Linked DNA regions of Homo sapiens: regions 1 and 2 are each linked to region 3. A link is a contact called in ENCODE Hi-C or POLR2A ChIA-PET data. All regions are on one chromosome and are shown on one strand. Each heading gives the region's core, a stretch centred on a gene start or an enhancer-like site at or near the end of the contact. The rest is flanking DNA. Distances are from core to core; before and after follow the strand shown. Region 1 overlaps TRIT1 (tRNA isopentenyltransferase 1). Region 2 holds the start of LINC02811 (long intergenic non-protein coding RNA 2811). Region 3 holds the start of PPIE (peptidylprolyl isomerase E).

Evidence for each region. A loop is a pair of places that touch in the nucleus more often than their neighbours do. ChIA-PET counts read pairs that join two places held with the same protein, here RNA polymerase II (POLR2A). Pooled maps may share reads with other maps.
Region 1: a pooled map shows a loop between it and region 3 (2.2-fold over the local background). The contact joins the enhancer-like site here to the promoter of PPIE in region 3. A Hi-C loop is called at or near these places in 1 of 168 maps with a recorded cell type or tissue (kidney) and 3 of 50 pooled maps. POLR2A ChIA-PET finds 5 or more read pairs at or near these places in 2 of 52 experiments (BJ and CD4-positive, alpha-beta T cell).
Region 2: a loop to region 3 is called in a pooled map, with 8 times the contacts of the local background. The contact joins the promoter of LINC02811 here to the promoter of PPIE in region 3. A Hi-C loop is called at or near these places in 2 of 168 maps with a recorded cell type or tissue (MCF 10A and astrocyte of the cerebellum) and 7 of 50 pooled maps. POLR2A ChIA-PET finds 5 or more read pairs at or near these places in 8 of 52 experiments (A549, A673, Caco-2 and 5 more).

The regions. Positions count from the first base shown.
Region 1 is chr1:39,844,142-39,847,033 of GRCh38, forward strand. TRIT1 (tRNA isopentenyltransferase 1) reads right to left here. Exons shown (of 11, transcript NM_017646.6): 9 at 390-499; 10 at 1-77. Among named protein-coding and RNA genes, the nearest start is that of LINC02811, 28 kb to the left of the region's middle. RefSeq lists enhancers at 1,840-1,889, 2,360-2,449. Within about 2 kb of position 1,635, at least 20 of the 41 ENCODE cell types and tissues checked have a DNase peak (open chromatin) inside an H3K27ac peak, as active enhancers do; they include CD4-positive, alpha-beta T cell, where a contact is called at or near this core.
Region 2 is chr1:39,816,103-39,818,802 of GRCh38, forward strand. LINC02811 (long intergenic non-protein coding RNA 2811) reads right to left here and starts at 1,358. Exons shown (of 4, transcript NR_186710.1): 1 at 1,147-1,358. RefSeq lists enhancers at 641-1,636, 1,485-1,654.
Region 3 is chr1:39,737,483-39,740,218 of GRCh38, forward strand. It overlaps PPIE (peptidylprolyl isomerase E), which reads left to right and starts at 1,400. Exons shown (of 10, transcript NM_006112.4): 1 at 1,400-1,449; 2 at 2,683-2,736. The coding sequence starts at 1,419. RefSeq lists an enhancer at 1,448-1,657.

The DNA of each region.
Region 1 (2,892 bases), core at 385-2,884, 110 kb after region 3:
TCACACAGGTGATAACTTCTCTTGTTCTCAGCTTCATTGTATGGCATCTTTATTGGAGTGGCTGTAGGCTTGTGGCCCTAAAAGAACAAGGGTGGAAGGGAGTATTCAATTCAAAGAGATCTGGATATAATTCTCTATTAAGGGAAATGGGATTTTCCTAAAATTCCTTTTTCTCAACCCAGAGAGCAGATGGGCTGTATACAGATTTTAGCAACAACCTTTCTGAATGTAAAAGTAGAAAAGCAGTCTCCAGGTATTAAAAAGCAGCCAGCCCTTCTGCTTTATTCTATGGAAAAGAAGGCCTGGTTCTTCAATATAGCAACAAAGGTGTCAGCTAATGAAAGTGCTCTGAAAACCAGAAAATAGAATGTATCATGATTCATAATTACCTGGATGAAACTTTGCACGATTTCAAGAGCAGGTTCAAGAACAGACTCTTCCCACTTCGAGACATCAGATACCTCTAAGCCATAGACAGGGGGGACAATGGGACCAGGTCCTAATGATGACAAAGAAAGGTTGTGAGAGGTCAGCCTCAAACCCAATCTATTCTGCAGCCAGGACTCTGAAATCCTCCAGGGAAATACACAGAGCCAAAGGAGTAAACATTCTGACCATGCTGTTAATTCTAACTAAACATGAACCACAATCCAAGAAAGACCTAGAGGTTTAACTGCTCTGCAGCTAGTAAGACTAGCTACATAATCTGGATACATGGGTGCAGGATCTTCCAGATCAGCCAGAAAACCAGAATAGAGTTAACAGCTCAAGTGACCATTGTGTGAGCTACAACACAAAGACAGCACATCGTAAGAAGAAATAAACTAACAGCTTTAAGTAAGTGCCTATTCTAAGTTCCATATCATCTTACAATGATGGCGATCTGTGGCAAGAGAATTCACAGCTTTCTTTAGGAGCAGATACTAGTCTCGGGTTTGCATATATTCCCTCAGCGGCCTGGGACTCATGAAATGCTCTGAAAGCATGGGCTGGGAACAGAATCATATCAACCAATAAGCCGCAGAATCTGCGAACCAGAAAGAAGTCTTAGAATTGATGTAGTTGAGCAACTTCTTTTAAAAACCTGATCTAGAGGGTATTCAAGAAACACTCCCTGGCAGACACTTTTGAATGAAGATGAGACTGAAGGTAGCAAAGAGTGCAGCTACAGGTATTTCACCCACCTGAGCCAACCATGTTGCAAGAGTTTAGTCTCTGTGGTTAGCTTCCCTGCCTATATACACACTAAACTGCCTTCCACAACTAGGTTAAGTCAGTTGCCTAAAGGCAAAGGAGCATCGCCCATGGGCAAAAACATCAAAGGCCTTCGGATGCCAACGACTGGCAGGTGCTGGCCTTTTGATTGTGCCAACCCCAAATAAGATTCTTCATAAACTGGACTGGGCTGCACCTGCTACCACAGGAAAGGTGAGACTAGGAGGGTGCAGGCAGCATCCACAGCACACCTGGCCTTGGCTAAGCTCTGCACCTGTTTCCAGGCCACTCTACATTTTCCTTTCTCCTCTAAGCCCTTTGTTGGGCTTCTGTGCCCTGTCTAAGCACCTTTCAACAAGTTCTCGGCTCCCAGCTGCTATTTCTGGCTTGGGTCCAAGGCCATGCTGGGGTGGGGAAGTCCCCCTGGCTTCCTGCCAGAACCATATCCCAGCAGACCAGCCCTGGCCAATCACGCACAGCTCCTGATTTACAGGGCAGCTGTGCCTTTCACTCCAGCACCAGGACGATGCCGGCATACACACGAATGAGGAACAGGCATATGACACACTGTGCCATCAACTCCTCCTACCACAGAGATGGAGGAATTATTGTGGTTTTACTACAGGAAGAAGTTCTAAATTATTACCCAAAAGTCTTCTGTTAAAGGCTTATTGTCAGACATGGGGATAAGAGAAGCTGCATTAGAAATTTGTAATACAGCACTGAGCTTCAACTTCAGATGACACTAAGACTTCTATCTACCAGGACATGCAGAGAAAACAGGATAAGTAGAGGAAAGCACAACAAGCCTCTTCACACCAGAACTCCACTGGAGAGCTCAGGCAGAGAGTGGGAGCTGGGAGAAAGAATGTTAGCAGTTTAGTGGTCAACAGCAGGGATCAAGGTATGTATTTTCAGAGGCACCGAGTGGGGCAGAGGCTTCAGCTGGCCCTGTCTGTAATTGAGAGCAGAAGTCTACCAGCAAAAGGTAAACACAAGATGATTCAGAAGCATATTTAAAACATGTCCACAAGATAAAACTGAAGTTTCACTTATGCTTAAATTAATCTCCTTTAGCTCATAACCACATAGTTTTTACCCATGGTCCAATACTAATGCTGTCTTGCTAAAGTTACAGCTAAAGGAAGTAAGAGTAGTATAAAGGAGTGTGGACTCTGTGTCAGGCCTGCATTCAGTTATCTACTGCCGACTAGCTGGGTGATTTTTGGCAAGTTATTTAACTTCACTAGGCCTTCATTTTCTTATCTGTAAAAATAAAAGAATAACACCTACCTTGAAGACTCAATAATATATGTATAACACCAAATTTAGTGCCAAAGACACAGTACAGGGCCAAATCAATGAGAATTTCCTTTCTTTTCCCTCAAAAATGCTGTTCAACTAAAGTTTCATTTGAAGCAATCTGAAGCACCATGTGGAGACGCTGGGAGAAATGGTGAAGGTGTCTTTTTATACAACTCATCTGGCCCCCCAAAAACACTGTAATTAGGAAATCTTCCCTACAGAAATCTGACTGCTCTTCAGGTACAAAACTGAAGCTAAAAATCAGCCCTGAACACCAACTCTCCAAAAAAGATGCTGCTGTTCTTCTTAGCTGTTTGCAGCCAGTATCCATCTGTTCAAGGCAGAAGGCAGACTCCTCAATGCAAATAATTT
Region 2 (2,700 bases), core at 108-2,607, 79 kb after region 3:
CCCCTCACCTTCTAAATGGCAGGTTATGATTTCCTAATATGCTGTGACAGAGCTGAACCCTCCATCCCAGCTGCAGGCACCTGCCTCTGTGGAGTGGCTACTCTAGGCTAGGTACTTCAGCATATTCTCTCTTTTCATCCTCCTGCAGTCCAATTTGGCAGATAAGGAAACTGAGGCCTAGGGAGGTTCTGGGCTCCTGCAGAGCTAGGGGAGGAGGAAGGAAGCAAAGACTAATCAGGCATCCCTTAATTGGACTTGCCTGGGAGGCAGGCACTGGGCCTGAGTAGAGGGTGCTGGGAGCTGAGTGTGGTCAGAATACAGGGAACAGAAAGGCTCAGGGTGACCAAGGCTGAATGGGGGTGGGGCAGGGTCCCTGAGGACAGGGCTGAAGCACTTGGACAACTGACTACAGTGGGGCATTTTCAGGTCTGGGCTTGTGGAGTGGACAGCTGAGGTCCCTGAGTGGGGGCACAGGATGGCTGGAGGGGTTGGGGAGAAGGTGGTGAACCTTGGAGGAATCCAGGAGGGAGATGATGTGACGTCATCTAGGGATGCAGGGGGTGCGAGAGGGGCAAGAAGCAGCAGCACTTGGTGACTGATGGGATATAGAGGTTAGGGAGAAGGCGGGGTGAGAGTGATGACTAACATTTATTGGACACTTTGTATGTGCGTGGCTCAGTAGCAAGTGTTTCCCATTTGTCACAGCACTTAATCCTCAAAACATCCTAATAGTGTTGGTTCTATTGTCACCCCCATCTAACAGATGGGGACTGTGACTCAGCGGTGAGAGTCTTAGCAGAGGTCACAAGCCAGTCCTCAAGTCCCTGGGAACCACTTGGTTCCCACCGTCATCTCCCCCGAGATGCTAGGCTGTTTGTGTCCACCAGGGGGCAGAGAGAGGCCGGGAATTTGAACGGGACCCACGTTTTCCTGCGCTTCCCTTAGCCTTGGCTGTGGTCAGAGATCTTGGTGATCAAGGAGTCTGACCCCCTAGTTCTCACTTTACCATAGGGTAAGCTGAGGCCCATGGAGGGACAGTGACCAGCTCAGGTGGTAGAACCAATCAGAGGCGGACGTGGGCCAGAGCCCAAGACTCCAACCCCCCAGCAGCTTAGACCCCAACCCTGGATCAGGTCACCCCAGCACCTGGGGGGTGGCAGCGGCGACGGGGGCCATGGATTCCGGCCCCAGCCTGTGAATTCCACAGACACCGCGGCTCCACACAACCCACACCCCACTGCACACAGAAAGGATACGGCTGACGCTTCGTGAGCGATGCTGGTTGTCACCAAGTCACTGGTGAAACTGGGAGAGCGCCCCTGGTGAGACGGTGTGAGGATTCATGCAAAGCACGTGACAGAGGGAGTTTCAGGAAGTGAAGCTGTCCTGTGTTGCTGCTGTTTTATTAGTAACAGCAAGCTGCCCAGGCCCACACGAGGCAGGTGTGTCTCATGAGTGTTCTACGGGAGAGGAAGTGAGGCTTAGAGGCCCAAGCCAGGAGTGGAGGAGCTGCGGCTACGGGCTACGGTGCCCATGCCCACACCTGCCTCAGGAGCGCCCTCTTCCTTTGGATGATTCTTTTTTATAGACAGGGTCTTGCTCTGTCGCCCAAGCTGGAGTGCGGTGGTGCAATCATGGCTCCCTGCAGACTTGACCTCTTGGGCTCAGCTTCCCAAGTATCTGGACTACAAGCATGCACCACCACACCTGGCTGATTTTTAATTTTTTTGTAGAGATAGGGTCTTGCTATGTTGCCCAGGCTGGTCTTGAACTCCTGGACTCAAGTCCTCCTGCCTTGGCCTCCCAAAGTGCTGGGATTACAGGCGTGAGCCACCATGCCCACCCAGCCTGGATGATTCTTTTAGTCCGTCATTCATCCCATGAGCATTTGTGCCACATGTGCTCTGAGCCTGGTTCTGTGGTGGGCACTGGTGCCACCCTGGGCCCTGAGGTGCATGAGGGGGCGGAACAAATGGAAATTGAGGCAGGCTAGGCCTAGAGCCTGTGGGCTTCCTGGGACTGGGCACTGAGCAGTGAGCTCGGGAGACAGAAGGCTGAGCCCAAGGCTGTGGGCTTGTGCCACCTCTGCCTAACCAGGGTTTGTTTACCTTCCACCCAGAATCACATAATGGAGGTCCGTTCCTCCCCTGCACAGCATCCTGCCCTCAGGATAGCCTCAGGGCTACCCACACAGATGGGAGCTGCCTCATCTGGGGCCACTCCAGGGCCGGGGGTTCTGCTGGGAAGAAGGCTCCTACATCCTTGCCCCGCTGTCTGAAGCTGGTTTGGGCCAGTGAAGAGGAGCCTTCCCTGGCCGAACTCCTTTTGTCAGCCCAGGGAATATCCAGGTCAGGGGGTGGGGTTTGGCCTGGGGATCAGGGGCCCAGGGTCATGTTTGGGATTATCCTAACAGGCATTGCACCTGCATAAGACAGTGCAGGATGGGTCTGCACAAGACCATATAGAGGAGAGGTGAGCGGGGTTGAAGGCCAGTCCACACCCTGCTCCACTTGGCACTGCTGGGGGCTGGAGCAGGGCTGTATCAGCCTAGAGGAAACAGGTTCTTATTTCTGAGTCATCATGAGCACCACATAGGTTGGCAGTGCCCTGATGGCAACAGTCCCTAAAGCGCAGGGGTGGAGCAAGGCTTGATGTTGGCCTGGAGCTCCAGGGCCAGTTGCTATTTGAATGAAAGAGTTG
Region 3 (2,736 bases), core at 150-2,649:
AGATGGTCCCATTATTTCCTACCACTATGTCAACCTGTAATTTATATATTAGTGGGTTTAGTCCAAGATGTTACTCTAAACTGCACCATTTTGTAAGCTCCCTGCTATTCTGCAGACCTTGGTCAAAGTGAAACATTTCACAGGGGTTTGGGCTGTGAGAAACATCCTGCCTAACCACCCGACCACAAGGCAGACAAAGGCCCAACTAAAGAAACATCCCTCTCATATCTTCCTGGGCAAAGGTCCAAGGGACACCATGATGACATCCCACTGGAACAAGGGCCAAACCGCCTCATCATGAGAACATCTTTATATCAATATCCTGCTAGGCAGCAACCCATACTGCCCAGACCCCTACCGCCCATACCTATAAATTGCCCAGTCTGTAAGCAGTGGTGGGCACTGGCATTAGGCTGGTTCCCCACTTCTGTAGGTTATTATGCTGGACATAAAGCCTGCGTTTGCTGTCGAGCCGCCCTCTTTCTGTGTGTGTGTGTGTGTGTGTGTGTGTCTTTCTTTAACCCTTGCCTTCTTTTCAAAACCTAACACGAGTAGACAAACGTTCTTTCTGAAGAGCCAGATTGTAAATATTATTGTAGGCTTTGCAGGCTATAGCTCTTCTGCCCTTGTAGTAGGAAAGCAGCCACAGTCATACTTAAAGGAATGAGCGTGGCTGTGTCCCCATAAAGCTTTCTTTACGGACACTGAAATTTTAATTTCACATAATTTTCATGTGCTAAGAAAATATACATATATATTTTGTGAGATGGTGTGTCGCTCTCGTCACCCTGGCTGGAGTGCAACGGCGCGATCTCTGCTCACTGCAACCTCCGCTACCTGGGTTCAAGCGATTCTCCAGCCTCAGCCTCCTGAGTAGCTGCGATTACAGGCGCCCGCTACCACGCCTGGCTAATTTTTGCATTTTTAGTAGAGACGGGGTTTCACCATGTTGGCCAGGCTGCTCTCGAACTCCTGACCTCAGGTGATCCGCCCGCCTCAGCCTCCCAAAGTGCTGGGGCTACAGGCATGAGCCACCACGCCCGGCCAAGAAAATATAGTTTTTTTATTTTTTCCAACTATTTCAAAAGGTAAAATTCATTCTTAGCTCCCAGGTTGTCCAAAAACAGACGCGCAGGATGGCCAAGCACCAGAGTTTATCGTTTGCCCATAATAATCGGGTTGATTCGGCCAAGGTTTCCCTCCCCCAACACGGTGCGCACTGGGAAGCGCGAGGACCACGTCCCTTGGTTTACCACTGCGCACCTCACAAGGCGCCCAGTGCATCCGGGTAGCGGGATGCCGGTTGGACCAACGCGAGGGTGGGCGGGGTCTAAGAGCTAAGCGTTGGGGGCGGGGCGGGACAGTGGGGAAGAGGACGGGTCGAGTGCTGGCTTCCGGCGGAAAAGCGCGCGAGCAAGATGGCCACCACCAAGCGCGTCTTGTACGTGGGTGAGCAGGAGGGGTTGCTAGGCGGAGTCTGAGTGAACGCGACCCCCAAGGGTCGGGGCGTGGGGTGGGACGCATCTCTGAACCAGGAGGACGGCGAGCTGCTGTCAAGGCCGGGTCTCTGGCGGTAGTGCTGGCGATAGCTCTGGCTGTGCTTAAACTCCTTCCAAGGTTTCCCACTGTCCTCAGGAAAAAGTGCAGACTTCTTAGCAGTACGCACTTCTCCAGCTTCTTTGCTTTGCTTCCCGATTCGCTGGGTCTCCCGAAAAATGACCCACTTGCCCCCAAGGTTCAGGTTATTTCACACCTTTGGGCCTCTGCTTTTGCGACTCCCTTGCAGTGAACAGCCTTGCCACACACCTCAGGTGCGTGAACCCGAGACGGAATGATTATTCTGACTTCCTAGCCCGCTGAGCTCCAGCGGGCCCCGAGGAGCGGTAAAGGAGTATTATGGCCCTTCGGATCCTCTCGTTCATTTGTTTTACAAACATTCAGTGCAGCGACGGCTCAGCCCCAGCCCCTGCCATAAAGGAAGGAGTTCCCAGACTAGCCAGAAAAAAAGTGGAATTACCTCAGTAGCACACTTTTGATAAGCGCTGTAGTGAGGATGGATCATGATAATATGGGCCTGGCTGCGGGACAAATGACCCATCCATCTGGAGAAGCGAGGGCAAATTCTGGATGCGGCGATGCCAGAGCTGATGAGCAGGAGTTAGCTACGTAACCGAAGCAGAGGCAAGGCCGTTCACTGCAAGGGAGTCGCAAAGGTGTGAAATAGCCTGACACTTGGGGGCAAGTGGGTCATTATTCGGGAGACCCAGGAAATTAGGAAGCAAAGCAAAAAAGCTGGAGAGGTGGGTACTGCTAAGGAGTTTGCACTTTATCCTGAGGACAGTGGGAAGCCTTTGAAGGAGTGTAAGCGAAAAGTTACGGGTTCAAATTTGCATTTTCCTAAGATCATTCTAGTTGGCTTTGTGGAGTTGATGGAATGGAGGCAGGGAGGTCAGTTGTGAAGCTATTGCAGTAATCCCAGGACTAGATGAGAGTCTGAAAGAAGGGCGAAGAGAGGAATATTTTTCATAAGTATGGGTGGGCAGAGATGAGAGGGGGATGTTTGTTTACCCAAAGAACTGAATGGAAGGGTCCTGTCCCCTGGCTAGCATGCTAACTGGGCTGCAAGGACTTCTGCAAGAGTATGGAGATCAGTGGCTCAGAAGGCCCTTGGCTTATTTGCAGGTGGACTGGCAGAGGAAGTGGACGACAAAGTTCTTCATGCTGCGTTCATTCCTT